Linked DNA regions of Homo sapiens: region 1 is linked to region 2. The links are chromatin loops, found by intact Hi-C in ENCODE. Cell type or tissue: breast epithelium. All regions are shown on one strand. Each heading gives the region's core, and the rest is flanking DNA. Links, peaks and the distances in the headings are about the cores only.

Region 1 (15,514 bases), core at 3,720-11,719, 59 kb before region 2:
CCTTTAACTCTTTCCGTGCTCCCATATCACGCTTATAACTACCTGATGAGTAGGTATTATTATACCTACATTTTTTATGAGAAAACTGGGGCACAGAAAGGTTAAGTAGCTTTCCCAAGTCCAAAAGAGGCAAATCCATAGAGAAAGAATGTAGATTATTGGTTGTCAGGGCCTAGGAAGAGGAGAGAATGAGAAGTGGCTGCTAATAGGTACAAAGTTTATTTTGAGGGTGATGAAAATATTCTAAAATTAGATAGATGTGATATTTGCACAAGTCTGTGACTATACTAGAAACCTCTGAATTGTGTACTTTCAAAGGGGGATAAGGGTGGATTTTACAATATATGAATTATATCTCAATAAAGCTATTTTATTAAAAAAGAAAAAAAAAACCAACCTTGCCCAGGGGTCAGAGAGCTAGGAATTGGCAGACCCAGAATTCTGACCCTTAAAATCTGTGCTTTTAACCACTATTCTATACTGCACTATTCTATACTAAAAAGTTAAAATCTAGTACTATCTAGTTATTATTATTTACATAAATATAATACAGCTAGCTAGCTAGCTAGACAGATAGAAACACAGAGGCTATAGATACTGGAAAGAAAACAAGGCCTGGAATTGCAGATGTTCAATAATATTTAGTTGAATTGAACTGAAAAATATGCCCATTTATTAATTTAATCCCTGACCTCAAGGCATTCAGTATAAAACATGGTCCAGACACACTAGCAAACTCGTCCTAATGTAAAGCTGGAAGGAAACATGCACTATGTAAAGATATTGCCCTAGGGAAACATCTGCCGTAAAGTAGTCTGGCAGGGATATTCAATATCACTGACTATCCATAAGCTCCTCAACAGTTTCCAGTTCCATGTTTTCTCTCTTGTAGTTAGCACCATATGACCAGTTTTGGCCAATGTTCTATGAACAGAAATGACATGTCTCACTTCCAGGTCAAAGTTTTGTTTTTTTTTTTAATTTTTTTTTTTTTTTTTTTTTTGAGACGGAGTCTTGCTCTATCGCCCAGGCTGGAGTGCAGTGGCGCGATCTCAGCTCACTGCAAGCTCTGCCTCCCAGGTTCACGCCATTCTCCTGCCTCAGCCTCCCGAGTAGCTGGGACTACAGGCGTCCAACACCATGCCCAGCTAATTTTTTTTTTTTTGTATTTTTAGTAGAGATGGGATGTCACCATGTTAGCCAGGATGGTCTCGATCTCCTGACCTTGTGATCCACCCACCTTGGCCTCCCAAAGTGCTGGGATTACAGGCATGAGCACCGCGCCCCACCCAGGTAAAAGAATTTAAAAGCTAGTATATGACTCTTCTGCTCTCTCTCATCTACAAAGGCACCCTAGAAATCTCATGTTGAGATGGCAGCATCATAAGACTGAAGCAGCCTAAATACATTAGACGTCACATCCTGGAGGACGACGGCCCTCCAGAGTCACCTGACCTGCACTGGAATTCATAAGCAAGAATTCAACAAATCGTTTTTATATTAAACCACTGAAATCTTGGGGCCAATAAGTTACCACAGCATAATTCTGCCTGTCTAATATAACAAAAAACAAACCCAGAATATGTGAATTCAAATCTGTACTCTACCACTTACATTTTGGCTATGTTATTTGAACTTTCTGGCCCTTGGTTTACTCATCTTTAAAATGGAGGTAGTGGCCAGGTATGGTGACTCATGCCTATAATCCTAGCACTTAGGGAGGCCGAGGTGGGCAGATTGCTTGAGCCCAGGAATTTGAGACCAGCCTGGGCAACATGGCAAAACCCTCTCTCTATAAAAAAATACAAAATTTAGCCCAGAGTTATGGTACATGCCTGTAGTCCCAGTTACTCAGGAGGCTGAGGCTGCAGTGAGCCATGATCACACCACTGTACTCCAGCCTGAGCAACAGAGTGAGACTCTCTCTCAAAAAATAAATAAAATAAAAAGAAGGTAGTGAGCAGGCCACTGTACTCCAGCCTGGGCAACAGAGTGAGACCCTCTCTCAAAAAATAAAACAAAATAAAAAAAAGGTAGTGACAACACTGTCCTTTCAGAGTTGTTATGATAGTTAAATGAAATATATAAACGCACCTGGCATAATACAACTGCTTTTGAGAAAAAAAACTGAATCTGGTGCTTGATTGAGAAATTCTAATTGAATTTCTATGTTGTCAAAAGCAAGAAAGGACATACATAGTGTTTGAGGGAAATTGTGCTTTAACTAGTTTAGAAAGAACAGTTAATTGTTTCTCTAGGGGAGAAAAAAACAATCCCAGACTTCTGTCTGTACAACACTTTATTTGTATGTCCAAAATAACCTCCCTGTGAGGTGCAGTGGCTCACATCTGTAATCCCAACACTTGGGAGGCCAAAGCAGGTGGATCACTTGAGTCCAGGAGTTCAAGACCAGCCTGAGCAACATGGCAAGACCCCTGTCTATACAAAAATACAAAAAATTAACCGAGCATGGTGGTGTGCTCCTGTAGTCCCAGCTACTCAGAAGGGTGAGGTAGGAAGATCACCTGAACCCAGGAGGTTGAGGCTACAGTGAGCCATGATTACAGTACTGCATTCCAGCCTGTGTGACAGAGTGAGACTCTGCCATCCATCCATCCATCCATCCATCCATCCATCCATCCATCCATCCATCCATCACCTGTACACTACTACATTTGATCTTCACAAGGGTCCAGGAAAGCAAAGATCCTTATCAAAGAAAGATTAACACAAGCCCCCAAAGCTTAATCTACACCTACCCATGGACCAGTGGGAAGAGAACAGTGTCCTTTTAAAGCAATGGAAAGGAAAAGTACTTAACCTATCAGTAGCTCCCCACAACCACCTCAAGGAGTGATAGAGGTGCCATAATTTGTTCTGCCCCAAAATAGCTCCCTCTGGCCCATTTATAGTGCCTAAGATTCCTTCATTAAGATACTCACTCCAGGAAGGGATAATACAGCATCAACAATTAACACATAAGTTCTTATAAACCAATGAAACGGCCAGGCACAGTGGCTCACGCCTGTAAGCCCAGCACTTTAGGAGGCCAAGGCAGGCAGATCACCTGAGGACATGAGTTCAAGACCAGCCTGACCAATACGGTGAAGCTCCATCTCTGCCAAAAATACAAAATTAGTCGGGTGTGGTGGCAGATGCCTGTAATCCAAGCTACTCCGGAGGCTGAGGCAGGAGATCACCTGAACCCGAGAGGCAGAGGTTGCAGTGAGCCGAGATTGTGCCATTGCACTCTAGCTGCGGTAACAAGAGCAAAACTCTGTCTCAAAAAAAAAAAAAAAAAGAAAAGAAACAACTATCTATTAATTAATTTTAAAAGGAAAAGAAAAAGTACCATTACCAATCTATCTCATTAACAACAACAAAAAAATTTCTAGGGGAGATATAAAAAAAACTATAATCATTCATAATATATAAATTATAAAATCCCATGACCTAACATAGGGGCTCAATTGAACTGGCGCTAATCAAGAATAGAAATGTCATAGAAAGAATGAGGTTGAGGAAACACTTCTCACAGGACAAGTATCATGAAAGAGGTAACATTTTGGCTCAGTCTTAAGGGTCTTAAGAATCAGAATCTTCTGGCCAGGCTCACACCTGTAATCCCAGCACTTTGGGAGGCTGAGGCGGGCGGATCACAAGGTCAGGAGATCGAGACCATCCTGGCCAACGTGGTGAAACCCCGTCTCTACGAAAAATACAAAAATTAGGTGGGTATGGTGGCATATGCCTGTAATCCCAGCTACTTAGGAGGCTGAGGCAGGAGAATCGCTTGAACCCAGGAGGCGGAGGTTGCAGTGAGCCGAGATCGTGCCACTGCACTCCAGCCTGGTGACAGACTGAGACTCTGCCTTTAAAAAAAAAAAAAAAAAGAATCAGAATCATCTTAGAAAACTCCTCAAAGGCATTAAGATTTCTGGCTCTTTGGGGGAACATCTGGGAGCTCTATAAAATGAACTTAGAATATAATATAAAAGGCTTGTAGTCAAAAGACCTAAATGTGTCCTGGCTCTGTCCTTTATTAGCTGTGTTACCTCATGAAAGTTACTTAACCTCTCTGGTTTCAATTTTTTCATTTGTAAAATGGAGAATAAAACCACTTACTTTACTGGATTGTCAAAATAATTAAATGAGAGAAATTGTTGAGGAAGTGCCTGATAAACTGAGATTGTTAACAACACTTAACTCTAAATGAATATCCTTGGGACTAATACCCCTCCATCCCTATACTATGATAGAATCAAGTTTAAGTAATTTTCTACTGTTAAATTATTGCTGGAACTGAATGCTGTTACATTTCTAATAATTATACTTCAAACTAAGCCCAATTAAAGTTTACTTTTAAATGTAGAGTCCTTACCTCCTTCTCTAGGTTTCTGCAGAACTTCATGTTAAACTTCTAATATATATATTTTTTCCATGTCCACCTCTTCTCATAGATTTTGAGTGTCTCTAGGCAGAGTGTCTCATGGGCAATTCACTTCTAATTCAGTGCCTAGCAGGAAACGTCTGTTGTGTTGTCTACAAATGAGTCAATGGACCTCTGGTACTTTAAAGAATGTCTGCATGTTAGAAAACCCCTCATTCATTCATCCAAAAATATTTATTATGCACTTTCTATGTGCCTGCTCAATCTTACAGAAGCAGCAATAAACAAAAGAGACATTATCCCTGCCTTCATGGAGTTTACTATCTAGTGGGAAAGACATATATGAATCAAATAATTTCAAGTATACTAATAAATTATTTTTTAAAATGCAGATTGCTATGGGAGCTTACAGTAGACAAGAGCATGTAGTAACCAAAAATTTGTAGCTGTAATTACGGCATTTGCGAGACCACTGATTCTACATACTTGCAGTGGCACAATCACAGCTCACTATAACTTCGAACTCCTGGGCCCAAGCAATCCTCCCACCTCAGCCTCCCGAGTAGCTAGGACGACATGTGTGCATCACCACACTCAGCTAATTTTTAAATTTTTTGTAGAGACATTGTCATGTTGTTCACACTGGTCTTAAATGATCCTCTCACCTCGGCCTCCCAAAGTGCTGGGGTTACAGGTGTAAACCACCACACCCAGCCTCTACATACTTTTTAAAAAGTAACTGAGTAGTAAATCATCTCCCCCATCCCAATTTCCACCCCCCTTCCCCTCATGCAGCTAGTCGAGAATCCAGATTACCTGACTGCTAGAAGCTATTTGCTCTTTTTACTATTCCAATTCATAGATTTCTAAGTCCAACAGAAAAAGATTCTATATTATTAACAGTGAAAGGGTACTGTTTCGGCGGGGGCGGGGGGTGGTTAATACATGACGTGGTGGATTGTGATTGTCCATTAGTTCTTCGGAAGGTACACTCCTAACATGCAGAAATAAATACTTCTGTCTCTTAAGAGGATCAGGGAAAAACAATAACTCAGAAGTGTCTTTTATACTATACAACCTTGTTTATACTATACGACCTTGGCTCAGGAATACCAATTACTTTTTGAAATACCCAATATGACCTTCAGTGTTTTTTAACACGAAGGCAGATACTGTAGCTTTTTAACATAAAATAGGAAGCATTTGCCATTCATACAAGGGTCAATTACAGAAGCAGAAGATTTGAAACCAGTCCTTTCAGCGTTATGTCACAACTCAATAGCAAATGTCTATTCAAAAAAAAAGGAGTGGGGACTGTCAATGATTCCACTTACTGCCTTGCAGGCAGGAGCAAAGGCAATCTGGTTCACTACTGCATTCTCAGTGTCTAACACAGTGTCCAGGTCTTGACACATACTAGTACTTGTTGAAAGCCTGAAAGAATGAAGAAACTACATTTTTAAACAGGTTTTCTTTTTCTATCACTAGTAAGTGACAGAACCAAGCTCTGAACTCCTGACTTTTACACCGTAGTGGTGACTATCCAGGGATATTAGAGAGTAGTATATAGGCCTATAACCAGGCTGAATCAATCTCCCAGGGAAGATATGCAGTACCCAGCTAGGAATAATCTCTTGCAACAGATTGTATTTTCCAAAGATGGTCACAATAACATCTCTGCTATAGTTTGGAAATCTGACCTTCCAAACCTCATGTTGAAATTTGATCCCCTATCCTAAGTGAAATAAAAGAAATTTTAAAATATTAAAAAACATTAAAAATTAAAAATTAATTAAAAATTAAAATATTTTCATATTAAAATATTTTTTAAAAAGAAATCTGATCCCCAGTGTTGGAGGTGGGGCCTAGTGGGAGGTATGTAGGTCATGGAGGCAGATCCCTCATAAATAGATTAATGTGGGGAGGGGGCGTGGAATTGTGGTGGGGGAAAAGTTCTTGCTCTGTTTGTTCCCTCCAGTGCTGGCTCTTAAAACGAATTTGGGCCAGGTGCAGTGGCTCACACCTGTAATCCCAGTACTTTGGGAGGCTGAGGCGGGTGGATCACGAGGTCAGGAGTTCGAAACCAGCCTGGCCAACATGGTGAAACCCCATCTCTACTAAAAAATACAAAAATTAGCTGGGCGTGGTCGTGCGCACCTGTAGTCCCAGATACTCAGGAGGCTGAGGCAGGAGAATTGCTTGAACCCGGGAGGCAGAGGTTGCAGTGAGCCAAGATTGCGCCACTGCACTCCAGCCTGGGAGACAGAGTGAGACTGTCTCAAAAAAAATTGGCACCTCCCTCAACTTCCTCTCTCACCATGTAATTTCACTGGCTCCCCTTCCCCTTCTGCCATGAGTGGAAGCAGCCTGAAGCCCTCACCAGAAGCAGATGCTGATGCCATGCTTCCCACACAGCCTACAGGACCATGAGCCAAAGAAGCCCCTTTTCTTTATAAATTACAGTCTTAGGTATTCCTTTATAGCAACACAAATGGACTGAGACAATCTCCCATCCCACATGCTCTACCACAATGTGATCTTGCCACAACTCCATCAAGAGGTAGATACTATTTCTCCTCCCCTTGAATCTGGGTGGGTCTGATCTTATGAATACCATTAGAATGCAGCTTTTGCCTGGTTTTCATGGGATGCTTCCTAGGAAGGAACCATGAAAAAAAATGTAAGGGTCTCCTTCATTCATTCAGGCTTTCAACAAATATTTGTTATGAGTTCCTACCATGTGTCAGGCCCCAGACATTGTGTTAGGCACTGAGAATGCAATTATGCATTACTCAGCCACTGCCCCATCCTCAGAGTTTACACTCTAGAGGAGGAAAGAGATGAAGGACAAGTGGGACAGACTAATACATCCTATAATTACAACATGTAACAGAAGCTTATAAAGAAGCAAAAAGAGATTTGCTTGAGGATGGCAAGTCAAGAAAGGGCATTCCAAGGCAGTGACAATTAAACAAGCCATAACAGAGGAGTAGTTAGCCATGATGGAGAGAGGAACAGGCAAATATTTTAGGAAAAAGAACAGCATGAGCAAAGTCACTGAAGGAGAAAAAAGCTTGACAGGCTCTCAGAGGAGCTGAGAGATGATGAGGATAGCTGGAACACAGAGAACAAGGGAGAGAGCAGCACAAAGACCAGAGCATGTATGTGTGTGTGTGTGTGCGTGTGCGTTTGTGTGTGTATACATATATATATGTATATTTTTTTTTTCAAGAGATAGGGTCTCACTATGTTGCCCAGACTGGTCTCAAACTCCTGGGCTCAAGTAATTCTCCCACCTCAAACTCCTGAGTAGCTGAGACTACAGGTAGTGACTCTGCCCAGTACATAGATTTTTGAAGCAATATTGTTGGGTTAATCACAGGTCAAGAAGTGTAGCATATCAGATTCACCTCTTAAAATTATAATTTTATTATTATTATTATTATTTTGGAGGCAGAGTCTCACTCTGTCACCAGGCTGGAGTGCAGTGGCACAATCTCGGCTCACTGCAACCTCTGCCTCCCTGGTTCAAGCAATTCTCCTGCCTCAGCTTCCTAAGTAGCTGGGACTACAGGCGTGCACCACCATGCCCAGCTAATTTTTTTTTTTATTTTTAGTAGAGATGGGGTTTCACCATGTTGGCCAGGATGGTCTCGATCTCCTGACCTCGTGATCCACCCGCCTCAGCCTCCCAAAGTGCTGGGATTACAGGCGTGAGCCACCGCGCCTGGCCTAATTTTATTATTGTTTTAAAGCTAGCTTTATATAATTTCAGATATAAAACAAAATAACTCAAGTAATAAATGCTGGTACTGAATACTGTATAACTAGATGTAGTCACATAGAAAGCACATTATGCAAAAATGGGACTGTTTCCAAGACAAAGGAACATATGGTTTGAAGGCCTTCCTGTAATTAACCTCTTTAGAATTTCAGGGCACAGAAAGACAGGGCTGACTTTCTCATTGCCTCATTAATGGTGCATTACATAAATCACACCTGATTCGACCTAATTTTGTTAGCAGTCATCTCAAAATGTTTCACTGAAATTATAATCCTTGAATGAAAAGGATAATCAATGCTGTCACCAAAGGATGCCCTGTCTAAAATGAAACTCAGCCCCTTTATATATTCAGAACATCAATGAGGCTCCCTACATAACCTGTCCAATGGCTTTGTTCCTCTCTTATCAGGTGTCAAGCCATTCAAAAAAAAAAAAGATGTGGTTATATATTATTTTAAACCACTGTCAAACATCTGTTCAATCCCCCAAAGAAAATGGAAATAAGCAGCTAAAAAAAAAAACAGTACTGGTAACGGGTTCCAGGAAACCACCTCACAAGACCAGGGACCTTCCAACAAACACTACCTTAAAGTGTTTTGATCTAGAAAACTGTCTTTTACATTTGTTGAAACCAGTAGGTTCCAAGTGATAAATGAGCTGATAAAGTTTCATTGTGATAAAATAGTTTCAGGAAATATATGTGCTATCATTTTAATAAGACTGATTATAGCCTTATAATTTGACAGGATTGGTAGGTTGTTCTGCATGTGCGACCTAGCCTATGAATGTTGATTATCTCAGTAAGTGCCACAGTCCTTTCCAGTTAGCCCCATAAAAGAAATCTTTTGGCCCCCTCTCCAGGGAAGCCTGAATAACAGGACACACACCCTATACTACTATTGTGTGTACTATTGTTGCAACTGAAGGGACTGTTCCTCAGGGACAAGAGAGCTGAGACACAACCTACCCTACTACCCTACCCACCCTCTCATCATGGGCACTTGACCAAGCTGAGGGGCCCCCTCTTCCATTCCACTGAGCCCAAGGGTGGAAGGAGATTAGAAAAAAAAAACAAAAAAAGAAGAAGAAAACTCTGCTCTTCTTTTTTGTTCATATCTAGTTAGAACTTTTGCTCTGGTGGAGATGGAGAGGTAGGGGATAACTGCTCCTAATTTCCTCTTTAGAACTAGGAATTAGTCTTTACCTGGATAAAACAACCACAGATTATCTTCACTAAGCAAAGAAAACACAGGGAGCTTGCAGCTAATGTCTGAGAAGAAGAATGCTTTAATGGTAATAACAACGGGGAAGGGGACAATCTAGTATTTGATGTAAACCACCAGGATACTGACTCATCCTGAGGCCCTCATTCTGGGCTTGAAGCTGTTAGTTGGCAAATGAGGGCAAAGAATGATTCCCCAGCACTAGACAATGGGACTCCTCACTGAGAATAAAACTGTCACACATGATGGATGAGTGACAAATTATTTACAGAAGTAACCCAAAAGACTACATGAGGCACAGCAAATTTGGGAACAGTAGAGTTCAACAAAGGTGTTAAGGAGGGAATTCTCAAGGAAGTTGAAACTGTACCCTAGAAAAGAAGATATCCTACTTTACTAAAAGGAGGAAAAAAACCAAGGAAAGTAATGGAGCATAGCTTGCACTCAAGTTCTCTGACTTCTAAACTCTGGCTGTGACTTCCCTCTTACCACAGGGGTATTTTGTCAGGGGCCAGCAATCAACTTTTAAATTGAAGAGCATGGATCTATGTAATTCCTATAAAGGGGTATCTCTAGTCCACCAAAAAAAAAAAAAATGGACATGGCTGCAGAACTGACATTTTGGAAAGCAATTTTATGTTAATTTATTAACACAGAATCAGCTACTCAGGAACCGGGGTCATCAGGACTCTGGGTTTTTTTTGTTTGTTTGTTTTGAGACGGAGTCTCGTTCTGTCGCCCAGGCTGGAGTGCAGTGGTGCGATCTCGGCTCACTCCAAGCTCCGGCTCACTGCAAGCACCACCTCCCAGGTTCACGCCATTCTCCTGCCTCAGCCTCCCAAGTAGCTGGGACTACAGGTGCCTGCCACCATGCCCAGCTAATTTTTTGTATTTTTAGTAGAGATGGGGTTTTACTGTGTTAGCCAGGATGGTACCAATCTCCTGACATCATGATCCACCCACCTCAGCCTCCCAAAGTGCTGGGATTACAGGTGTGAGCCACCACGCCTGGCCAGGAACTGGGGTCATTAGGACTTTTACTGGCTATGTCAGATACTTTGCAGTGTCCCAAATGCGGAGGTTGTAACAGCCAATATAAAAGACAATGAGGCCAGGCATGGTGGCTCACGCCTGTAATCCCAGCACTTTGGGAGGTCAAGGAGGGTGGATCACCTGAAGTCAGGAGTTTGTGACCAGACTGGCCAACATGGAGAAACCCAGTCTCTACTAAAAATACAAAAATTAGCCAGGCATAGTGGCGGGCATCTGTAATTCCAGTTACTTGAGAGGCTGAGGCAGGAGAATTGCTTGAACCCAGGAGGTGGAGGTTGCAGTGAGCAGAGATAACACCACTGAACTCCAGCCTGGGCAACAGAGCAAGACTCTGTCTCAAACAAAAAACAAAACAAAACAAAACACACACACACACAATGAGAGGAGGGGGCTGCTGGAACCACAGGTTTACTCATGTGAACATCACCAGCAAACACTCCAAAGAAGGTTTCTGCTTTCTCTAGAGCAGAAAGGGCAATGGTGAGAGTCAGAGAGTCAGAGCCAGAACTGGAGTTTCAGCTTCTCTAGTAACTCATTCTAAAAACCTTTGGTCCCCTAATTCTACAGGCCTTATTTCCATGTATGGTAATAACGCTTTACTTCATATGTTTTTGGGGAGAAGGAAGGCATAATGATCATTTATAATTTTATTTTATTTTATTTATTTTTTAAGAGACAGGGTCCTGCTATGTTGCACAGGCTGGCCTTGAAGTTGGGCTCAAGTGATCCTCCTACCTCTGCCTCCCCAGTAGCTGACACTATAGGCACACAGTGACCGCCTTAATTTTACATTTGATTAAAGCTAATAGATTGATAGTTTCACAAGTCAAACTCAATACTATAAGGCTTATATCAAAAAAGCAGCAATCCCCTATCTTACCTTTGACCTCTGCTTCCCAATGGTAATCACGTTCAACTTTTAGCACCATGCCTGGTTAATTTTTCTGTTTTTGTAGGGACGGGGTTTCGCCACGTTGCCCAGGCTGGTCTCAAACTCTTCCTGGACCCAAGCCATCTTCCCACCTCAGCCTCCCAAAGTGCTTGGATTACAGGTGTGAGCCACCATGCCCAGCCCCTCTTCCTTTTCTATCTCATTTAGGTATATCAAACTACCAAGTTTCCTGAGATAGCACAGGTAGGAGATAAATCTTTTGAGATACTGCATATCTGAAAATGTCTCTTTTCCCCTATTTTTTTTTTTTTGAAGAGAGAGCATCTCACTCTGTCGCCCAAGCCAGAGTACAATGCTGTGATCATAACTCACTGTAACCTCAAACTCCTGGGCTCAAGCAATCCTCCCATCTTGGCCTCTCAAAGCACTGGTATAGGTAGGAGCCACTGCCCCCGGCCCCTACTCTCATAATTAATTGTTAGTTTTGACTGGGTATAGAATTATAGCTTGAAAATCCTTTCCTCTCAGAATGTAAGATAATTCCTCCACTTTCTTCTAGCTTCCAATACTGCTTTTGAGAAATCAAATGCTTTTGTATATAACCTCTTAATTCTCTCTGGAAGCTTTTATATTCTCATTTCGAAATTTTATGGTGTTCTGAAATTTTATGGTGTTGTGTTTCTTTTTTCATTCAGTGTATTGAGAATTGATAGGGTTTTCAATCTAAGCACATGTGTACTTAAGTCCTGGGAAAAGTATAATTTCTTTGATGATTTCTTTCACTTCATAAGCCAAAACCTAACTATGAGGAGATCCAAAATCTAACTATGAGGAGTTTCTCTAACTAGAGAAACTGGAGAAAAGAAAATCATTAAAAAAATAAAATTAATATTCTTAAATTTAAATCTTTTAAATTTAAATAAATCTTAAACTGATCCTCTAATTTATTTCTTTCCTCTTCTATTTTCTACTTGTTTTCATTCTACCTTATTTTTGATATTATATACATATATATGTGTGTGTGTATATGTATGTGTATATATATATATGAAATAGAGTCTTGCTCTGTTGCCCAGGCTGGAGTACAGTGGCATGTTCTCAGCTCACTGCAACCTCCGCCTCCCAGACTCAGGCAATTCTCATGCCTCACCCTCCCAAGTAGCTCGGATTACAAGCATGCGCCACCATGCCTGCCTAATTTTTTGTATTTTTAGTGAAGACAGGGTTTCACCATGTTGGTCAGGCTGGTCTCGAACTCCTGGCCTCAAGATGATCCACCTGCCTCGGCCTCACAAAGTGCTGGGATTACAGGCAAGAGCCGCTGCATCCAGCCTACTTTCAATACTGTATTTTTAAGTGTTCAAAAATTATTTCTTGCTGACTATTCCTTTTTCAAATAGGACCTTATTCTTGTTTCACTAAGGTAATAACTTTTTTGATCTGAGTTTTTTGCAATTTTTTTTTTTTTTGCTCCTACATTGTTTCTCTTGTGCTTGTATGCTTTCCCTTTCCCTCAATCCTTCTCCCCTCTCCATTCCCTCTCTTTTTTGGGGGGTAGGGTTCCTTCTATATGTTTCTTTTAGTTTCTGTCATTCATGCTAGACGTTTTTCTCAAATATCAGGTGATCTTTGCCTATTCTTTCATATTTAAGACTAAGAAACATACAGACACGTACGAACAGTAGAGCATTTTAATTGCTAAGTTTCACTGTAACAAGACAAAATGCCATGCCAATTTTTTTTAAACTGGGGAAAGGGACGTTCAAATGTCTATGGGTCAGTTTCTCAGCAATACATCCTCCAGTCTCCTATCTGAGGAGATTAAGTTTGACTACCTATATCTGGGAACTAAGAACTGAATGAAGACCTTCACTAAATCCCTGTTTTGGGAATGTCACCTCTCAGCTGAGTCTAGCATCCCCAAGTACAGGTCCTGCCTGATTTTATTTCTCCAGAAAATAAACCTCCAAAGTTCTGCTGAGAAAGGATGTGGGAGTTTAATTGTTCCTTATATAACCTTTGAACTAATCCTCCTCTTTTCACAGCTCTACCTCTCAACATTTGAGAACCTCTAATACCTAGGCTAGGGTCTGTACCACAAAATGACTGTTGATACTGACATTCCTCTGCAGCCTAAGTTTTCTGCTTTCTGCAACTTGCTAAATTGTTCACAACCTGCACCTCTTTTCCATCTTCCAAAATCTTGTTCCCTCTCATTTACTATTATCTCCTCTCCTATCTTCTTAGCCCTTGCGAAATACCAGTTCTGTTCCATTTCAATGTTTTTGAAAAGATATAAGATGTACATGTTCAAATTACCTTATTTTAATTGCAAGCCCCCTCATGAAGTTCTTGAAAGGACAAAAGACATAAAGAATATGAAAGTTTCTTGGAAAACTCAGAAAATAAATTTTAACTGGTAGTGTTAACAGGGGTAGTAGTATGCTGTTTTTTTGAACAGTTAGCCTAGTATAAAGGACTATTTTCTTTGGTGCTCTAGGGATGCACAAAGTTTCATAAATAAAAATCAAAAATATTTGCACCATGTATATCAAAAGAATTAATACTCTTAACATACAAAGAGTCTCCACAAAAGTGATGAGAGATGAAGAACCCAGTATAAAATGTATAATAAATGACACAAAATTCACAGAACTATAAATGGCCAATAAATATTTAAAAAATTAACTTCACTAGTAACTAGGGAGATAAAAATTAAAACAATGAGATATTTTTCTTTCAATGGGTTGGCAAAAATTATAGAGTGATAATATCTAATGTTGGCAGGGTGTGCAAGGTGTGACGATGTTCCTAGTGAAAATCAGAAACCTAAAAATAAAAGGGCTTTCTTGTGCCTGAGTTCTAATTCTAACCCTGCCTTTGACTCGATAGGTGTCTCTGAATTAAGTCACCTCTTCTCTGGGCCTCAGTTTCCTCATCAGCTAAAAACAATAACAAAAATCATTAAGAGTAGCTAACTTGCTTATCTTATAGAAGTATTATGAAGAAAAAATGCAACACTGGCCATGAAAGGACTTTGAAAACATCATAGCTCAATATAATCTTGCAGCATTTATGAGAAGGAAAACCGGTGAATATTCTTGAAAACAAATCGCTTATTGTTGGCTAAACATCTTGTGAAATAAACAACTAATTTCCCCAAAGAACTACAGGAAGAAAGTTAAAAGGAAGAAAGCTAGGTTCACCATATGACTTTAAACAAATCCTCTAATCTCTGTGTTTTGGCTTTTGAAGATCTCTCCACTGCACTCCAGCCTAGCGACAGAGCAAGACTCCATCTCAAAAAAAAAAAAAAAAAAAAAAAAACGGAGAGAAATGAAACAAACTGAAACAGTTGGAATTCAAACTTGCCAGAGTCTCTGGCTTGAAAAGACTAAGTAGATCACAGGTTAGCTTTGCGGGGACATCTAGCTTCTGGCCCACAAATATTTTTTACTGGCCAGCCCTCCTTTGTGGTTTGGTATAAAGAAATAGCAAAACTAACAGCATGATCACACCTCCTTAAAGGACCATAACAAACACTCCTTAATCTTGTGTACTGACCAGACCCAGAAATACAAAGTATTGGAGGTTTTGAACTGCAACTCAGCCTTTCTCATCCACTAACAGCAGAAATAGGACTAAAAGTTTGGAAGGAAACTCATGGGGAAACGACTCCATGGTTCCATCTAGATACATGAATACCAGCAGACCACATAAAACTGCCCCTAAAGGAAATGACAAGAGCACCCCACTGAAAGAATTAATCAATGAGTATGTATTAAGCCCTGACCCATCCCACAGGAAATAACTACCTTTAATGATCTCTTTCTTTAGGTCTTCTAAAAACAATGGGTCATAATCACTTATTGAGCACTAGCATATGCAAAGTCTATGTACCAAACATGCCAGTAGACATTTCCATTTAAATTAGCCAATTTATTTCTCAAACCAAACCTATTGTTGAGGAATTATCACATCCATTTTACAGATAAATTGAAGTTCATGGAAATTAACAGACATGCAAAACCATGGATTGCTATTGTCATTATTATCATTATTCTCATTTTAATGAGAAAACTGAGGCTCAGAAGGGATAAATAACTATTAAGTTATTAAGTAGCAGAAGGGGGTTTTGCCCAGGTGGGTTCTAGAAAAGCTCATACTAATAC
Region 2 (15,514 bases), core at 2,382-10,381:
CTTTGTTAAACAGATGCTTGAAGGCAGCATGCTCGTTAAGAGTCATCACCACTCCCTAATCTCAAGTACCCAGGGACACAAACACTGCGGAAGGCCACAGGGTCCTCTGCCTAGGAAAACCAGAGACCTTTGTTCACTTGTTTATCTGCTGACCTTCCTTCCACTATTGTCCTATGACCCTGCCAAATCCCCCTCTGTGAGAAACACCCAAGAATGATCAATAAAATAAATAAATAAATAAATAATTAATTAAACACACTGAAAATTTAGGTTGATGTTCCACTTAGGAAAAATTTCATCCACATTACTGAAATGCTGTAAACAGAATCAATTTTCAGGTAAGAGATAATCTGAATAAGCCTCCATAAAATTAAGCATTCTAGCCGGTGGAAGCAGATCCCCCATTTGCCAGCCACCATCTGCACCTCTTTAAATGAAGATACATCAATGTGCTCACCTGAGAGACACCACTGGATTCATGCACAATAATCGCAAGACGCACTTGGAACTTTCCCCTAAAAATGGACACACTTAACTGTTAGAAGGTAGAAAGAGGAATGAAAAAAAATCTATTTTAACTTCTGTACATACTCCTAGAAGGCTTAAAACCAGGATTTCAACTTGAGTGTCATCATGACGGAAGCTACAGTTGTTACCTCTATCCCTATTCCTCAACAGTTCTCCACACACTACCCTGTGTCCTAAGTTTTTCTAATCAAGGAGCCTCCCACTTCCTTGTTCTAGGGATCAAGATTAGACCAAGATCCAAATCTCAAGTCTAAGCTCTTCTCTAAGTCCTCTGGGCCTGCCTCACAGTAGTACCACACCCCATTTTCTCATTTCCACTATGCAGTTACATTCACTCAATACTTTATCTACCCAGAACATCATTCTGGCCTCTTTTCTTCTGCTGTCCCCAAGGACTACCATAATAAAACTCATCAAAATGTCTTTATATAGTTCAAGGGAAATTTTAAATTTGCCTCTTAAAATAGCAGTGAATTCCGACGGGGCACAGTGGCTCATGCCCGTAATCCCAGCACTTTGGGAGGCCAAGACAGGAGGTTGGCTGGAAGACAGGAGGTTGGCTGGAGGACAGGAGTTCGAAACCAGTCTGGGCAACATAGAGACCCTGTCTCTACAAAAAATTCAAGAATGAGCCAGGCATGGTGGTACATGCCTATAATCCCAGCTACTCAGGATACTGAGGTGAGAGGATCACTATGTCCAGGAGTTCCACGCTGCAGTAAGCTATGAGCGGGACTCTGCACTCCAGCCTGGGTGACAGAGCAAGATTCGTCTCAAAATACCAAGGGGCAGGGGTGGGGGCAGGGCATGGCGTTGCACACCTGTGGTCCCAGCTACTCAGGAGGCGAGGCAGGGGGATCACTAAGCCCAGGAGGTGGAGGCAACAGTGAGCCATGAGCCCACCACTGTACTCCAGCCTGGGTGACAGAGCAAGACCCTGTCTCAAAAAAAAAAGTAATTAATTCTCTAAGCCCCACTTAATACTAATTATGAATGTCACATAATAGTTACTATCTTGGCTGGCATTTTTCCAATTTAAAAGGCATTTTCACATTCATTATCTCATTTGATCTTCACAACAGATGGGAAAGTTGGCTATTATTATCTCTATCCCAAGTTTCAAACAGAGAAAGTCAGTTGTCCCATGAAACTTAGCTAGTAAACAGCAATGCTGGACCTCCCACCAAGTTTGTATAATCACAAATCCAATGCCCTTTCCACATATGCACTCACTCTCTTGACCAAGAGAGTATAAAAAAATACATCATCTATCTAACTGCCCCTTAAACAAATTACCTAGATGGAACAGCAAGTTCCTGGAGAAAAATCAGCTCTATTAGTTTAACAGCATCACATGAAAATATAACATAATGGCACTTGAAGTTGGCCATCTTTTTTTCTGAGATGGAGTTTCCCTCTTGTCGCCCAAGCTGGAGTGCGATGACATGATCTTGGCTCACTGCAACCTCTGCCTTCCAGGTTCAAGTGATTCTCCTGCCTCAGCCTCCCAAGTAGCTGGGATGTGCCACTACACCTGGCATTTTTTTTTTTTTTTTTTTTTTTTTAGTAGAGAAAAGGTTTCACCATTTTGGCCAGGCTAGTCTCAAACTCCTGACCTCCAGTGACCCGCTCATCTCAGCCTCCCAAAGTGCTGGGATTACAGGTGTGAGCCACCGTGCCCATCCGATGTTGGCCATCTTTTAATAAATCCTGAGGCCAATGATGAAAGCACCAAATTATCCCCTGATACTCTACTAGCAGTAGCATTACTCAATAAAGGAAACCAACATATTACAGTCATATACTAGACCCCACCACATACATTAACCCTAACATCCCTGTAAAGTGTGTATCATATCCCTATTTTGCAGATGAGCAAAATAAGGCTCATACAAGAGTAAGGGTTATCCAATGATGGTCAAAAGGTTTATCCAAGATAACCCAATAAATGGCAGTGCCAAGATTTTGAAACCCAAGTCTGAGGCTATTTCCAGTGACTACGCCATGCTTTGGAGCCTTTTAAAGAATTCTTAAAACAGGATTATGCCTAGAAGTCCTTTAATTTTGGTGAGATAATCAAAATATTCCATGTATGTTACTGCTGTAAAACAAGATTAAATGACAGGAAGAACAATCAGATATATACATCTGATGATAGGTATTAATTCACATATAATATTATTTTTGAGCCAACTGCTGTAATATCTAACAGTTTAATTTCAACTTGAATGTATCTTCAGAATGTCTTACCCTGTAATTGAAAGCCTAGGATAAGCTTTGAATCTGGTAAACTGTCTGCCACTAATTAGCTGAATCCCTTAATTTAGTTACTAAACGTGTCTTAACTTTTTACATGGGTAACATGGAAACAATACCTACCTATCAGAGTTCTCATTAAGATTTAGAAATGGCCGGGTGTGGTGGCTCACACCTGTAATCCCAGCACTTTGGGAGGCTGAGGCAAGTGGATCACCTGAGGTCAGGAGTTTGAGACCAGCCTGGTCAACGTGGTGAAACCCTGTCTCTACTAAAACATAAAAATTAGCTGGGTGTAGTGGCAGGAACCTATACTCCCAGCTACTCGGGAGGCTGAGGCAGGACAATCACTTGAACCTGGGAGGTGGAGGTTGCAGTGAACCGAGATCGTGCCACTGCACTCCAGCCTGAGCAACAAGAGTCAAACTATGTCAAAAAAAAAAAAATTAGACATAATGTAAGTAAAACACCTATGGCAATGTCTAGCATGTGTAGCTATTATCAGCCTCTGCCCTCTGTGGATATTCCCTGCCAAAACATGCACATGAAAATTTAAAACTCAAACATAGGATATTCCAAATATAATGGGTTGTTTGGTGTCATGGAAAACAAATATTCAGATGAATTAAATTTCAATTTTCATCAAATATTTTGGTATTAGATAATTTTTTAAATCCCAGATAATCAAAACAAACCTGGGTATTTGCCTTGAATCCCTAAGCAGAGTTTCTTCTCCATTCAGAAGATCTTCTAGTTACCTAGTAACCACCTGCCATCCCCAAACTGAAAAAAACTGGCTCTGTTCTGGGCTAATTACCCAACCAGCATGAACAATCTAAATCGAAGTGTAGAATAAAGGGAATTGTCAGCCAGAATGTTAGCGAAATTATTCACAACAGGAGACCTGAGAATCCAAATACCACCGGGCAGTTATTTCCATGAGAATAAAATCACAATTTATGAACCCTGCAAATTATACCATTATTAAAACAAACATCCCATTGAGGCTACAGCCATCAGATAAATGGTTTTATTGTCCCCATTGTTTCATCTACTGCAGCAAAGAGGTGAAAACTGAATGAGCGGTTACCAGAAGCAGTAATTTCTAGGAAATTACAATGCAGACCTCCATCTTAAAGCTCCCTTTGTGTTGGAGTGTACAGGCTCTGGAAATGAAGACGGAAATGGGGAATCAACTGTTTTCTACATGCCCCCCAACTCAAAGATCCTGACAACTTTACAAGCAGAACTCACCAGTTTTCTCCACATCTTCCTATTTCTTTTCTTGCCCAGTAGTTCGATCCTGGGCTCACCCAGGAGGGAAGAATCTGAACTCAGCAAATCTACTTTATTCACTAGGGAACTTTTAGACAATCCTCCAACCCAAATAAACACAGAGAGACAAGAAAATGGCCCCTGGTTTCCCTGGCTCTCACAATACAAAGTATCTCTAGCTAGACAGAGCAATGAGAATTGATGAGAAAGTACAAAAGCAAAGCATAGGTGCCTCCCATTATTTAAAAAAAAAAAAAAAATTCCTTTGCAATAACTGCTAGCACCATAAAGCTCAAATGACATTTACAGACTTGAATGGGAAACCTGAGACACTACCTAACAGCTAACCTGTGCTGAACCGCATCACGGAATAGAGAAGGCAAAAGTCATCCCTTCAGGAATAGTTCAACGAATCCACAAATCTACCAATTTTGGAAATGGAAGGAATGAAGCTAGCGTCACTGGGCATCTGCTATATGCCAACTATGGTACACATATTATTTCTAATCCTCCCAACAACCCTCTGAGGTAGAACAGATATGCCTTATTAACAGGTGAGAATTTAAGGCTCAGAGAAATTAAATAACTTGTCCATGGTCACACAGCTACTTAACTAATATCTGAATTAAAGTTTCTCTGACTTTAAAATGGAAGCACTTTTAACCTTGAGCAAATAATTTCACAAATTATTTATCTGTTGTTATTTATTTTTGCCACTTTATTCTATTAGCAGAGCCCAATTTAAAATACTTATATTAAAAACCTGTAAGATATCAGATTTAAATGCTGCCTGATCCTTTTACAAAGTTCTGACACTGTGAGGCAGTCATGGGAGGATGCAGATGAACTATAACCTCATCATACAATTCACTTTCAGAATTCTCCTTTGATCCTCTCAACAAACTTCTGAGGTATGACTCCACCACCACCACTTCACACTGAGAAAACTGAGGCTCAGAAAGATTTTATGATTTGCCCAAGGCAGAATAGGAACTAAAACCCAGAACTCTGACTACAAACTCATTGCTTATGCAGCTTGATCACAATGCCAGACTTAAACATAGGCATAAAGAATGCAAAAACCTGCTGTGGAGATCTTTGCTTATTTTTGAAGAACATCTGTTCATAATTAATAGCATGTGTAACACTGGGCATGAGGGAGGGAAGGTAGGAGCAACAGAACGTCCCTTAGGGCCTTAAGCTGCCTAAATGTAAATTTTCCTGTTTCAAAAACACTGGAAGCCCATTCAGTGGAAGAGAACAGGAGCTCTAAGTGACAGAAATGCATTTTGGCACTCTGAACTCCTAAATGTACTCTAGACCACCAAGTGAAAGCTTGCTGGTAATACTGGCTTCCAGGGACTGAGGGCCTACTATGCAAGAGACATTATGCTAGGCTCTTTATACACATTAATCCTAATCTTCTCCAATGGTCCTTTGGGAAGATGGTAGAATCCCTGTTTCACAGACGATCAAACTACAGCTGAGAGGTGAACTGACTGAATCCTGATTGATCTGACCATTGTTTAATCTATAGTGATAGAAAAGCCGATAGGTGGTTGCTTAAATGGGGGGGATATGAGGAGAATGAGGAGGGAAAGACTTCAAAGGGGCACCAAGAAACTTGGGAGGTGATGGATATGTTCACCATCTGCTTTGTGGTGATGGTTTCATGGGTGTATATGTATGTCAAAACTTAGCAAATTGTACATAAAATTTGTATCACTTACTGTATGCCAATTTTACTTCAATGAAGCTGTTTAGGAGAAAATACACTCACACACAAACACACACACACAATTTTCTTTTTACTAACCACTGACTACCACCCCAGAATATCTGCCCTAAAACTGTCTGATCACAGGGAGGCCAGGCCAAAGATTTCTTTCCCTAACCAATTTAGTTTCAAGTTTATGTAAACGGTTAGTAAAACATCACTGAAAGTTTTAAATACCCAAGAATAACAAATTACTTCCAAGCACTCTACAGCATTTCAGAATACGTTTCCATACAAATGAAATGTTAATTACAAAATGTAGCCTGGTAAAAGAATAAACAGTAAAGTCTTTGGCATCACACAAACCTGGATTGAATCCCATCCTTGCCTCTTACTATGAATCTAATCAGGTTTCTAAATCTGTATTCACCTTCTCATTTATAAAATGAAAGTGACAATAGCAATGCTATCCATCTTAGTCAGCTCAGGCTGCTGTGTACATAACAGAATACCACAAACATTTATTTTTCACAGGTCTGGAGGCTGGGAAGTCCAAGATCAAGGTACTAGCAGATCTGGTGTCTGGTGACAGTCAGCTTCCTGGTTTGCAGATGGCCCTCTTCTCACTGTATCCTCACATAGTGGAAAGCAGAGAGAGAGGAAGTAAGCTCTCTGGTGTCTCTTCTTATACAGGCACTTATAGAGCTCCATCCTAATGACCTAATTACTTCCCAAAAATCCCACCCCAAACATCACACTGAGGATTAGGGTTTCAACATATGAATTTTGGTGGGATACACTCAGTCCATAGCACTACCATTTTCTGAAATCATACTATGTGCCAAACACTGAACTAAGCACTTTAGTTACTTCCTAACAATTATATAATGTAAATACCATTATGTCTCCATCTAATGGATAGAGAAAATAAGTTATAGAAAGATTAAGTAACTATATAATATAAATGCCATTAATTCTCCACCTAATAGATGGAGAAAATAAGTTATAGAAAGATTAAGTAACTTTGAAGGTCACACTGCAAGGAAGTACAATAGCTGAGATTTAAACTCACCTTACAAAATTATTGAGGAATAACTGGAAGAAGGAGGTAAAATATCATCAGTGTCAGTAAAGCATAAATAACAGAATTCCCCCCACCCACCATTTAGAGCAAGTTTCTCTAAAGAAATGTAATTAAATGGAAATTTGTTTAATATTCCATAAATTAACTTTTAACTGATAAAAGCTAGTGGTAAGCAATTTATCCAGTTTATTCCTAATTCACAGTCTACAAAGTAACTATTATTTTTCTCCTTTACTGATGGAGAAAATGAAACTCTGAAATGTTAAATAACCTTCAGCAGCACAGACATAAGTTGCATCACTTGGATGCAAGCATAAGTCTTCTGACAAGAAATGAGGCTCTTTCTAGTTCAGCTGGTTGCTATCCAAGCCACTCAGAAGCAAACTCAATAATTTTTCAGATACCATTCATTTAGGTACCTTAAGCAGTATCTTGTACAATAGCACAGAATCAAAGTTTCATGGATCTGAACTTTAAAATATTTGCCTTGATACATGTTTATAGTGTTAGCACTTCATAAATGATGTCTACACACTAATATACTCAATATTTTCCTCACTTATTTCTGGTTTGGGTAAGAAAACTGATGCTACAATCTGTCAAAATATAATTGTCAATGAATAAGTAAAAAACAAAAACCAGAAGAAGAGGTGAGAACGACCCCCAGACCAACCAAAGCCTGTGCTCCGCTGCATCCCACGCCCAGTGCCTACGTCCCGCTGCCGTCACTGTCGCCGCCACCATGCCCAAGAAAGGCTGAAGGGGATGCTAAAGGAGATAAAGCCAAGGTGAAGGATGAACCACAGAGAAGATCCACAAGGTTGTCTGCTAAACCTGCTCCTCCAAAGATAGAGCCCAGGCCAAAAAAGCCCCTGCAAAGAAGGGAGAGAAGGTACCCAAAGGGAAAAAGGGAAAAGCTGAGGCTGGCCAGGATGGGGATAACCCTACAGAAAATGGAGATGCCAAAACAGACCAGGGACAGAAAGCTGAAGGTGCTGGAGATGCCAAGCGAAGTGTGTGCATTTTTAATAACCATGTACTTCTGGTGACTGTACAGTTTGAAATACTATTTTTAATCAAGTTTTATAAAAATGCAGAATTTTGTTTTACTTTTTTAAGCTATGTTGTTAGCACACAGAACATGTCCTTGTTGTTTTGAGAGGAAGGGGCTTATGTCACTAATAAAATGTCTCCAAAGCTGGATTGATGTGGGGAAAACACCTTTCCCTTCCAGTTTTGAGAGACTTCCTCTTGGCTCCCAGGAGCAGGGATTCCCTGACTTTGACACACATGGCCACCTTGGCACAAAAGCTTTGTGGTATGGAAAAACAAATTTGTTTTTATGTCCTCTTCTCCCTTTCTACCTTTCAGCTAGACTTAACTCCCTTAAACCCAGACATCTGTTGGGACCTGACCCCTAATCATTGGTTACCAGTGTGTCAGGCAATCTGGACTTTCCAGTGATGCCACTGAGATGGCACCTGTCAAAAGAGCAGTGGTTCCGTTTCTAGATTGTGGATCTTCAGGTAAATTCTGTCACTTTCACTTCACTTCCTGAAAGTCAGGGTCAGCTTATGAAAAGTTGTTAAACAACATGCTAAATGTGAAATGTCAACCCTCACTCTAAACTTTCCCTGTTCAGAGCATCAGATGAAGACTTCATTGGGTTTTATAGTGGCTTTCTGATTTTTGGTAGGCCATTAAAGAAGGGAGTTTGAAAGTTGTTGTATACTGTTAACGATTGTCTGCACATGTCCTGTCTGAAATGCCATGATTGTTTACGGACAGTATCTTTAATAAAGCTGGATACAGTTTGGCTTGGAAAAAAACAGAATATAATACTTGTATACCACATTTATGAGCTAAAAAACAGAATACTTGTATATCACATTTATGAGCTTCTTTCAAATGTATTGAATTTCAAAGGTGGATATAGATATGACTGTCCCCACTTTACATGGGAAAAAACTGAGATTCACAGAGTACTTAAACAACCTGTCCAAGTCAGACAGCTAGTAAGTGGCTAAGCTGGGGTTCAAATTCAGTTCTTCTGACTCCATGTCCAGAATTGTCCACACATAAGACCTAGTCTTCTTTCAAAAATAAGCTCAGGTTACTCTTCCTCCAAGAACTCTTCCCTAAAAAAAGGTTTGAATACCCTGTCTCTGCTACTTATTTTATAACATCTATAACATTGAACTGTAACTTGGTTTTTGTTTTTTTTTTGAGATGGAGTCTCCCTCTATTGCCCAGGCTGGAGTGCAGTGGCGCAATCTCGCCTCGCTGCAAACTCTGCCTCCCGGGTTCAAGCGATTATCCTGCCTCAGCCTCCTGAGTAGCTGGGACTACAGGCATGCGCCACCATGCCCAGCTAATTTTTGTATTTTTAGTAGAGACGAGGTTTCACCACGTTGGCCAGGATGGTCTCAAACTCCTGACCTTGTGATCCGCCCACCTCGGCCTCCCAAAGTGCTGGGATTACAGGCATGAGCCACCGCACCCAGCCAACTTATTTGTTTATACCTTGTCTCTATTGCATCTGGAGCTCCTTGAAGACAGCAACTACACCTTACTCATCTCCGTGTATCATCAAAACCAACCTAACATAGAGGCTGATATCCATGTTGACTAAAATAATGCATAGATGCATAAGTGATTATTTTTGCTTGCTACAAAGACTCTAATCAGCAAAATATTTTGGGGAATCCTAATTAAAATTGCCTGCCAGAGGCCGGGCACCGTGACTCATGCCTGTAATCCCAGCACTTTGGGAGGCCAAGGTGGGTGGATCACGAGGTCAGGAGATCGATACCATCCCGGCTAACACAGTGAAACCCCATCTCTACTAAAAATACAAAAAAAATTAGCCAGGCGTGGAGGCACACACCTGTAGTCCCAGCTACTCGGGAGGCTGAGGCAGGAGATTGGCATGAACCCAGGAGGCGGAGCTTGCAGTGAGTCGAGATGGTGCCATTGCACTCCAGCCTGGGGAAAAAAAAAATTGCCTGCCAGAAACTACTAATGGCTTAATAGGGTAATTAAAAACCCACATTTCTTAAAGTCTCAATCTTTCTACCATCAAATAGTTAAGTCAAGTCTTATATTTCAGTTGTAAAAATCAAATACACAAGCATTTGATACAATTTGGTTTTATAGCATTCATTTTATATTATCTACAAATTAAAACTGACCAAAGGTTAATAAAGAGGAAACTTTGAAGCAGAAAAAAGAACTCTAGACTGAGTCAGAAAAGCAATCATAAGGTCCCGTCTTCTCCATTTACCAATGTGATCTGCATTCATTCCAAGTGAGATTCCAGGGATCCGTCATAAATCAAGTTCTTTCTGAGTCTCATTGTGTCTACTGTGTACACAGCTCCACTGACCCAGCTATGGGCAAAGAGTAAAGGAAAGCTACATGAGAGTGGGCTAAAGTAGAGTAGAGACAACACAACGGGCAGGGAGCAAGGGGCAACAACAATGATAGAAGACACTCTATTAAAACTCAGCCCAGGCCAGGTGCAATGGCTCATGCCTATAGTCCCAGCACCTTGGGAGGCCAAGGCAGGCGGATCACGAGGTCAGGAGATCAAGACCATCCTGGCTAAAAGAGTGAAACCCCGTCTTTACTAAAAATACAAAAATTAGTTGGGCATGGTGGTGCATACCTGTAATCCCAGCTACTCGGGAGGCTGAGGCAGGAGAATTACTTGAACCCAGGAGGCAGAGGATGCAGTGAGCCGAGATCACGCCACTGCACTCCAGCCTGGGTGACAGAGCAAGACTCTGTCTCAAAAACAAAAACAAACAAACAAAAAAAACTCAGCCCAGAGCAACATGGAGTAACTGACTCATTGGGAAATTACAGCTGTTAATAGGCCAGTTTGAAATGATGGATTCACCTGACATGTCTTTACTGATGCTTATTCTGTACAAGGTCCCAAGATGGGCTCTGAGAATAAAAGGATGATCAGATACAACTCCTGTCCACTGCAAGTGGAAGAGACCAACAAATAATAAATGGATAACCACAATCAGAGTAACCCAGAGATGGGGTACCCAATCCCAACCTAGGAAATCACGGAAAACCTTCTGGAAAAGGTTATCTCCTAGGCTGAGTCTTAAAGGCTAAGTCAGAGTAGACCAATTAAGAGTAACAAAGAGATATCTAGGCCAAGAGAACAGCACGTGCAAAGACAGTGAGAAAAGAGGCACTGCACATCTGAAGAACTGCAGACATAGTACAATGCAAACTTCAGGAGTACTGGAGGTAAAACGCACAAGCCAGGAGGAGAGACAATAAATGACAATGGTGAAGAAGTTGGGGAGAGGATCTTGAACTACCTCAGATACCATATTGGGAAACCTGGACCTCATCTCAAAGGTTTTAAGTCAAGAGTTTAACACTAACTCCTATCTAGGAGACAGTGTCCCTACAATGACACTTGGTTGAAGGGCAGGCTTTCAGGCATGCTCATTTTAAAGGGTGTTGGTTTTTCCCTTCATAATTATACAGCCTGATCAAAATGTAAGTAAACACAGAAATATATTTTTAAAAACACTCCTTTGCTTCTGGGGCAGGGGATTATGGAGAAATACTGTACCTCCTCAATGATGATTGATCTAGTCAGAAAAAATTTAGAAAGGGGTGTTTTTTACATTCACTGACTTTTTTTTTTTTGAGACATTGTCTCACTCTGTCACCCAGGTTGGAGTGCAATGGCATGATCAGTGCTCCCTGCAGCCTCGACCTCCTGGGCCCAAGCGATCCTCCCACCTCAGCCTCCCGAGTAGCTGGGACCACAGGCATGTGCCATCACTCCCAGCTAATTTATTTTTATTTTTTTGTAGAGATGTTGCCCAGGCTGGTCTCAAACTCCTAGTCTCAAGTGATCCTCCTGCCTTGGCTTCCAGAAGTGCTGGGATCACAGGTGTGAGCCACCATGGCTGGCCCACTGACTTTTTTTTTTTTTTTTTTTTTTGAGACGGAGTCTTGCTCCGTCACCCAGGCTGGAGTGCAGTGGCGCAATCTCGGCTCACTGCAAGCATCGCCTCCCGGGTTCACGCCATTCTCCCACCTCAGCCTCCGGAATAGCCGGGACTACAGGCGCCCGCCACCATGCCCGGCTAATTTTGTTTTTGTATTTTTAGTAGAGACAGGGTTTCACCGTGTTAGCCAGGATGGTCTTGATCTCCTGACCTCGTGATCCGCCCGCCTCAGCCTCCCAAAGTGCTGGGATTACACGCGTGAGCCACCATGCCCAGTCCACTGACATTTTTAATTGAGAAAAAACTATCAACCTCAGTGAACTCTCCAGAACAATCCAATCTGTTTCAACCAAAAACCACAAAGTTTAAAAAGATGATAGAGTCCGAGCACTCTGGGAAACCAAGGCAGCAGAGGATTGCTTGAGGCCAACAGTTCAAGACCAGCCTGGGCAACATAACGAGACTTCATCTCTACCAAAAAAAAAAAAGAATGATGGAGAGTCAAAGGTCATACCATACCTCCACTGGTTCACCAAGAAATCCAGGCAAATAGCCAAAGTTTGATCTCTGTTGCAAGAAGAGACCAAGTAAGCTACAACCAGAAAATAGGTCCCAAAATACAGAAACCAATAAAGTCAGCGCTTAATTTCTCTAATAAAGGTGTTTTAAAAGACAAAACATTATTCCTTCTTCATATACTGAAAGTCACAATAAATTCCATACTTCTACTCTAGAAAGATAACATTAATAACAGCTACCATTTGTTAAGTAATTAATATTTGCCAAGCACTGTAGTAAGTTCTTTATGAATTATCTCATTCAATCCTCACAACTACATAGGAATTATGTACTATTATTACTACACTTCCCTTTTAAAGGTTACAAAAATGAAACACAGAAAAGTGTAGTAACATACCCAAGGTCTCATAGCTATTAAGAGAGTAAGCCAGAACAAAGTAGATGCAGTATGTATTTCTAAAGAGATAATTAACAATCTAGGGAAAATTCATCCCATTAAATTTCTTAGACTACTAAATATCCAAATTATTTAAATAGTTTTACATTTATCATCAAGAAGACTGACCCTGGCCAGGCGTAGTGGCTCACGCCTGTAACTCCAACACTTTGGGAGGCCAAGGCAGGAGGATCACCTAAGGTCAGGAGTTTGAGACCAGCTTGGACAACATGGTGAAACCCCACCACTACCAAAAATACAAAAATTACCTGAGCATGGTGGCACGCGCCCGTAAACCCAGCTACTCAGGAGGCTGAGCCAGGAGAATCACTGGAACCAGGGAGGCAGAGGCTGCAGTGAGCCAAGATCATGCCACTGCACTCCACCCTGGGTGACAAAGTAAGACTCCATCTCAAACAAAAAAAAAAAAAAAAAAAAAAGAGATTGACCCTTTCCCCATAGCAACAAATGGTGACCAGATCCTAGTGTGCAAAACCACTGCATTACTCTATACTTTGTAGTACCAACATGCACATTAGCTCAGAGTGGGTGAGTTATATCCTGCTCTGTAAAAACTGGTTCACTCACTTAGCACTGGCTCAATCACTCCACAAAAATGTACTAAGCCCCTGCTAAGTTCCAAGTATCAGGGATATACAAATAATCAGTGAGACACTGTCTCTGGAAGCCAGCATGTCACATAGGAAAAAGCACTCATAGGTTTTGGAGGCAGAAAAGTCTGGGGATTAAATCCCACCCTAGTCACTTATTGGCTGATGGGCCTGCATAGGCTCAACATCTCTGAGCCTCTGTTTTCTTACACATAAAATAATTATGACCACCACAGCAGGGTGCAATGACATACACCTGTAGTCCCAGCCATGCAGGAGGCTGAGGCAGGATGATCACTTGAGTCCAGGAGTTCAAGACCAGCCTGGGCAATATAGCAAGACCCCATCTCAAGAAAAATAAAAAATCATCATCATCATCTTTTTAAATGTCTAAAACTAAAAAATATGGCCACATACACACAGAAAAATTGTCAGGTTTAAGTAAGATAAGAGGGCCTAGCACAATGTCGGTACACAATGAATGTTAATTTCCCACCCCCAGAACAAAGGTTCCAGGCTATACAGGGGTGTTAACTGGAAGATAAAATAATGTTTAGCACTATGACTTGTCTAGACTACTTCTTTCTCCATTCTCCTCTGTCCAATCACAGTGAAAAACCAAAGTCATTATACAAGATTATTTGCCTATGGCTACATCTGTACCTTTGTCTTTTTCTACTGCAAATGTACCAGGCTAAGGGTAGGGAGACCTAATATACCTTAAAAACCACTCTTATGCATAGCTATGGATAGTTCTCTAAAAGCCATTTCACACCTTTCCTTAACCACAAAGTGGAGAAAAGTAAGCACCAAGCCCAATTAATTTTCTAACATCCTGACAAAATTGTGAAACTGTTCAACTCTAAAGTTTTTTTATTCTACTAAGGCAAAGAAAAAATTGCATTCACATTGGCTTTCAAAACAGTATTTTTAGTAAAGGTTTGACAACATCAGCCATTCCCCCAATAAGAAATAAGTAAAGCCTAGAAACATAATAATATCAACAAATAAAAATACGTCATTTTATACTGAATCAAGGCAGTGACACCAAACTGTAATAGTGTCATTGCATTCTTCATGGACATGTTAAAAAAAAAAAAAAAAAAAAAAAAAACTAAGTTTCAGTTTCATTAAAGAATGTTCTTGCCAGACGCAATGGCTCACACCTGTAATCCCAGAACTTTGGGAGGCCGAGGTGGGCGGATCACCTGAGGTCAGGAGTTCGAGACCAGCCTGGCTAACATGGCAAAAACCCCGTTTCTACTAAAAATACAAAAATTAGCCGGGCATGGTTTCGGGCACCTGTAATGGCAGCTACTTGGATGGCTGAGGCAGGAGAATTGCTTGAACCCAGGAAGCGGAGGTTGCAGTGAGCCCAGATCGCACCACTGCACTCCAGCTGAGGTGACAAAGCGAGACTCCGTCTCAAAAAAAAAAAAAAAGGAATCTTCTGGAAGTCGTAAAAACTATTAATTTTACCCAGGCACAGTGGTGCAGAGCTGTAGTTCCAGCTACTAGAGAAGCTGAGGCAGGAGGAGCACTTGGTGCCAGGAGTTCAAGACCAGTCTGGGCAACACAGCAAAACTCCATCTCAAAAAAAAGTATTAATTTTACTAAATCTTAATCCTTAATTATACATCTGTTTCATATTCTATGTGAAGAAATGGAAAAATGGAATGTACATTTAAAGCATTTTTTTTTTTGAGATGGAGTCTAGTTCTGTCGCCCAGGCTGGAGGGCAGTGGCGCAATCTCGGATCACTGCAACCTCTGCCTCTCTAGTTCAAGAGATTCTTCTGCCTCAGCCTCCCAAGTAGCTGGGATTACAGGTGTGTGCCACCACGCCCAGCAAATTTTTGTATTTTTAGTAGAGATGGGGTTTCACCATGTTAGCCAGGCTAGTCTCAAACTCCTGACCTCAGGTGATCCACCCACCTCGGCCTCCCAAAGTGCTGGGATTACAGACGTGAGCCACCGCACCGAGCCTCACATAAAGCATTTCTGCTGCATATTAAGGTACAAGAATTGTCTCAAAGAAAAGCACTAAAGCACTTGTGCAATTGAGTTGCAAACTGTACTGGCTGCTTTAATAAACACCATT

The links. Peaks named below come from ENCODE experiments on the same cell type or tissue, not always from the same donor. Only the 100,000 strongest peaks of a DNase experiment are listed, where the experiment ranks them.
Region 1: it touches region 2 in a loop (20-fold over the local background); 2 of 110 quality-filtered maps call a loop at or near these places.

The regions. Positions count from the first base shown.
Region 1 is chr11:73,512,225-73,527,738 of GRCh38, forward strand. The region is part of intron 1 of FAM168A (family with sequence similarity 168 member A); the gene reads right to left. Among named protein-coding and RNA genes, the nearest start is that of FAM168A, 78 kb to the right of the region's middle. In breast epithelium, for the core only: no CTCF peak of the experiment used is centred there; no DNase peak of the experiment used is centred there.
Region 2 is chr11:73,572,651-73,588,164 of GRCh38, forward strand. All of the region lies in intron 1 of FAM168A (family with sequence similarity 168 member A), which reads right to left. It also overlaps the pseudogene HMGN2P38. Among named protein-coding and RNA genes, the nearest start is that of FAM168A, 18 kb to the right of the region's middle. In breast epithelium, for the core only: no CTCF peak of the experiment used is centred there; no DNase peak of the experiment used is centred there; H3K27ac peaks cover 301 bases.